Regions from separate parts of the Homo sapiens genome. Here region 2 is linked to region 1. The links are chromatin loops, found by intact Hi-C in ENCODE. Cell type or tissue: endothelial cell of umbilical vein. All regions are shown on one strand.

Region 1 (2,500 bases):
CATGGCAAAAACCCACCTCTACAAAAAAATACAAAAAAATTAGCTGAGTGTGGTGGCAGGCACCTGTAGTCCCAGCTACCTGGGAGGCTAAAGTGGGAGAATCCCCTGAGCTGGGAAGTCAAGATGTGATTGCACCACCGCACTCCAGCCCAGGTGACAGAGTGAAAGCCTGTCTCAAAACAAAACAAACAAAACCCAAACCAGATACCATTTATTGAGTACCACCTAGTATCTATCATGCGTTGTACTGGATGCTATACATTATCTAATTTTATTTTTGTAATACCCTATGGAGTAGGCATTATTATCACAAGTATACACATTATAAAATTGATGCTCAGAAAAGTTAATTACCATACCCAGGGTTACATGATTAGAGCTGAGACTGGAACGCCAAAGCCCATATCTGTGTCCCTTCTAATTTCAGTGACCTACCAACATCTATTATATATTAGTTCTCATGTCAAAAGATACAATAAAGTATTTGTTCATAAATGTATTATAATGTTTAAAAAATAATATTAGTGAACAGCTAGGTGTAATCCCAATACAGTTTCATTTAAACACAAATGTATTTCTGGCCTGAAGTTGATTTTTAACTTCCATCTTTTTTGAGGAAATGGCATCTGCAATGTATATGGGGGTTAGTGGGGGAGGAGAAAAACAGCAGTTCCAGGAACACTGAAAGAAAAGGATCAAGTTAAATGCTTTCTACTCTCAGACAAGATTAATAACCCTTAAAATACTTTTCTTATTTAATAAATTGTGACAGAATCACTCAATGTGGGCTCAGAAAAGGACAAAATGACTGGGCTCCTTACAAGTAATGTTTTTTTAAAAATTGAAACAAGATTTATACTAATCTGAAAACAAATATATTTCGGGGTAAGGGGAATCATTCCTCACTGAATTAATTTGTAAAAAGTAGCAAACACTGCCATCTGCTGGGCTTTAATTTTCTCTTTGTTATAGGTCTTGCGGATGATCATAGCTATTATGTATATTGAATACGTAAATAAGAAAGGACATCTGTTACTTGTTATGAAGATTTCAAGCTACCTAAAAATAATTGAGTGGCTATGTTTATTTCTTTATGAATACATTCTAAATCACTTTATTATTGGTGTTAACAGAAATATTCAGGAAAAACAAAATAATTACCTTCAAATAAATGTTATCTCAATATTTTGCAAAACCTTTTGAAGAAGAAAGTTAAACTCCCCTGCAGAGACGCATCACCCAGTAAAACTTGAGAGAAACTGTCACAGGTTTGTGAAATGATGCACTTTCTCTGCTCAGCTGACAACTCTTCTTCCCAAGCTGTCTGATCCGTCCCAGAGGCTAACATATTTCCCTCTTTACAAAAAAGAGGAGGAAAAGAGAACCACTTTTCCTAGCGAGGAGGCTGTGCCCTATGTAGTGTGTACAAATGATCATTCTATCCTTCCAGCATGGTGGAAAAGAGGGGGCTGAGTGTGCTGTACCCAATCCTCTCCAAAGGAGAACTCAGTGCCCTGGCTCATCTGACTCAGTCTTTGTCAATTCACTCAGGAAGATGGTTTGTGATTCACCCTCTGGTAACGCCTCAGTACAGTGTTTGTGTTCCTTGGATGATCTGCATCGGTTTCACCTGGGGAGTTTGTTGAAGCTGCATGTTCCTGGCCTGAACCCAAGAGATGCTGAATCATAAACCTCTGGTCTGGCATCCAGGAATCTGCATCAAACAGTCTATTCTTTTTTATTATTATTACTTTAAGTTCTGGGATACATGTGCAGAATGTGCAGGTTTGTTACATAGGTATACATATGCCATGGTGGTTTGCTTCATCCATCAACCCATCATCTAGGTTTTAAGCCTTCCATGCATTAGATATTTGTCCTAATGCTCTCCCGCCCCCCACCCCCCACCAAACACCCCCCACCCCCCACCCCCCACCGGTATGCGATGTTCCCCTCCCTGTGTCCATGTATTCTCATTCGAACAAGCTATTCTTATGCATTTTGGAGGCTGATAACCACTGACCAGAATCTTAGGATTCTTACTTTTGTAGCCTCCATGGGACCGAAGATCAAACTGCCAGTGGGAAGACTTACGATGCTTTATCCCAGGCCTTTCCAGCAAGGACTAGTTCTAGAGCCATGTAGCCCTGCACATCAGCGCCAGTTGTGGCACTTTGAAAAGTTCTGCTTCCTGGGTCCCATCTCAGTGATTGCGATTCACTGAGTACCTCCTCAGGCTGCACCAATGTACAGCCAGGCTTGGTAAGCCGCAGCTCTAGGGAAACTCCAGGATTACCCCTGCAAAGACAGTCCCCAGAAGACTGTGAAGCAGGCAGAACATGTTTGCTGTCTCCTACTGTCTTCTGCATATACCCTCCCCTTCCTCTTGATACTCCACCTCCTGCTGTGGGCACCTCCTCTCTCTTTCACTACCAATTCTCTGATTCCTTTCATTTATCCCATTTTTTTTTTTTTTTTTTTTTTTTTTTTTTTTTTTTTT
Region 2 (2,500 bases), 500 kb before region 1:
AGTGTCATACTGCAGCCCTGAATCTATTCCTCAGACAAGGCTGCCTGGAAGAGGCTATATTATGTTTCTTGGGCCAGAGCGCTAACAGAAAAAAAATCCTAATAATTTCTGACTTAATATAACTTCTCAGTATATTAAAAATTCAGAAATTGGAAAGGGAAACTTTTTATTTCTCTCTCTTCTCTTTCTTTCTTTCTGGAATACTGTACTAAATTAAAGAGTTTTGAAAAAATGTGTCATCAAGCTTCCATAATAAAATTTACCTTATGAGACTGCACAATGAATCCACTATCCAAATAAGTATAAGGATTAAAAAAAAAAAAAGTACAGTGTGCATCTTTCGGTAGGAATTCCTAAGGAGTGCACCGAGTGCCAATAAATGGAATATGTAAGAGACACCCCATGTGGATTACCAATTTCCGATAATAAAAAAAGAATAGAATTAGACACCTTAAATGTCAACCGGACTGAATGTGATTAAATATTTTGTTGGTGATTTTAAAGGCACTGCTGAATCTAGTGGTGCCTCTGGATTACCATCAATTAATTCACCAGCCACCCATTTATGTATTTATTAAGAAAACATGGTGAGGAGCTGTAGCATTCACAAGAAGCTTAAGGCCAGCACAGTCACCCATTTCTAGTTACTCAGTAATTTAGAAAAATTCTGAATACTGGAATTTTCTGATTGGATCAAAAATGAAATAATAAAATTGGAAAAATTTTGCTAGGCAAGATTGTTATACTTCAAAACTTAGCACTAGACTAAAAAATGACCAAAGTGACACTAATGTATGAAAATCAATCCAAAGGTTGAACGGCACTGCTGAAGAAAAGGCTTAAAGGTATTGCGGCATCTTGTTATATTCTTTACTAGATTCTATATAAACCATTATTCTTTATATTAATTATGGTCAAAGTGACCTCCTCTTCTGTCTCCTGTCTTACTGTGTTTCCATGGGAACAGATAATGCCATGCTTAACTTCTTTAAGTAAATAATCTGGAGAAAGCCTTGAAATCTCTTTTACCAGCCTGAGCCAGCCTCAGAAAAATAGTTAGCAATATATGAAAAATGTAAGTTGTTTTGGGTTATGTCCCAGTAAGCTGACAGTCTGTTAATATCTTTTTCATGCTCAGGCAAGATGTAACTAAATAATAAAACATTTTAACATATCGTTTCTAACAATATCTGTGTTTCTCCAGAACTCTTAGTCTTTGTGTGTTTGGGGAACTCTGTGTTTAACATTCCCCCTCCACTTTGCCAGATGTCCTCCTGAAATGCTGGAAGGACGCTGCTGAACTGTAGATTTCCTTCCCACATGCAAAGAAAGTCTTTTTCAAGAATTTCATTGGCTGCTACCCAGGAAGGCAGTTGTACCGATAGCCCCTGAACACAGGAGGGCAGAGGCAGGCTGGCCTGGCAAATGTCACCACAATATCTGTGTGCCTTCAACGGCTGCCTCCTCAGCCACGATCCTGCCTCCTGCTCCACTAGGAAAGGGAGCTGTAGTTATGGCCCAGTGACAGGGACTCTCTCCAGCTTCTATCTGCTTCTCTGCATTCTGAATCTTCTTGTGAGGTGCCTTGAGGCCTTTAGAAGCTATTCTGTGGCAGAGACATTATCACGCTGTGTACTCAAACTCATGCTTCTCTTTGTATAGAGCAGTGTTGCTCCTGAGAGGTGACTGCCCTAGAGGGTGCCATGTGAGCAGTCTCATCAATGGAGTGTGAGGGGGAGTGAGGATGCCTTCTGCACAGTCCCTCAGTCTCTGCCTGCTGCTGGAATAGGCTTGGGTCTCTGAGTCACCACATGGAGGAAAGGTGCCCACAGGCCCAGAATATCTGCCTTGGACTGTTGTGTGCCCAAAAAGTAACACTTTTTTTTTTGGTTAGGCCATCTTTATACAGCAGCTGGTGTTACTCTAACCCAGTGTTCTCCAAACATTGGCCTGCATTACAAGCTCCTGGCGGGCATATTAAAACACACTTTTCTGGGCCCTACCCTCAGTTTCCAGTTCAGTTTGTCTGGGAGGAAGCCCAAGAATTAGCATTCTTCCAAGTCCCCCAGGTGGTGCTGATGCTGCTGGTGCAGAGACCACACTTTGAGAGCCACTGCTCAGACCGCTGCTCATTCTATCCCGATTCCTAAACTGGGGTTGTGGTTGGCTTGTTTGGAGAAATGCTTCTGAAAGAACCACATGCTTGGCTTGTCATTCTGGTTTTATTCCTTGATCTCCTTTTGTATGAGCCCCGACTCCATGTTCTGCACCTGGGAAGGCAGCCCTGTTGCATCCCTGTGCCCAGGTCCCATGAGCTCAGCTTGCCCCGTGCCCTGGCTATCTCCTATGGAAGATTTGGGCAAAAGGCACAGTCACTATTCTGCTTTCTTCAAATAACAGTAGCAGTAATGGGAATAGCAACAGTGGTAGTGACAGCTAATGATTTTTATGTGCCAGGCACTGAGGTAAGCATATTCTTTACACAGTATCCTTTCACCAT

Evidence for each region. Peaks named below come from ENCODE experiments on the same cell type or tissue, not always from the same donor. Only the 100,000 strongest peaks of a DNase experiment are listed, where the experiment ranks them.
Region 2: a loop joins it to region 1, with 13 times the contacts of the local background. A loop is called at or near these places in 43 of 110 quality-filtered maps.

What each region holds. Positions count from the first base shown.
Region 1 is chr13:43,803,720-43,806,219 of GRCh38, forward strand. No RefSeq gene overlaps it. Among named protein-coding and RNA genes, the nearest start is that of ENOX1, 18 kb to the left of the region's middle. In endothelial cell of umbilical vein, a CTCF peak has its summit at 969 (motif pointing left); a DNase peak (open chromatin) is centred at 952; H3K27ac peaks cover 272 bases.
Region 2 is chr13:43,301,800-43,304,299 of GRCh38, forward strand. The region is part of intron 11 of ENOX1 (ecto-NOX disulfide-thiol exchanger 1); the gene reads right to left. Among named protein-coding and RNA genes, the nearest start is that of ENOX1-AS2, 150 kb to the right of the region's middle. RefSeq lists an enhancer at 1,478-1,707. In endothelial cell of umbilical vein, a CTCF peak has its summit at 1,393 (motif pointing right); a DNase peak (open chromatin) is centred at 1,382.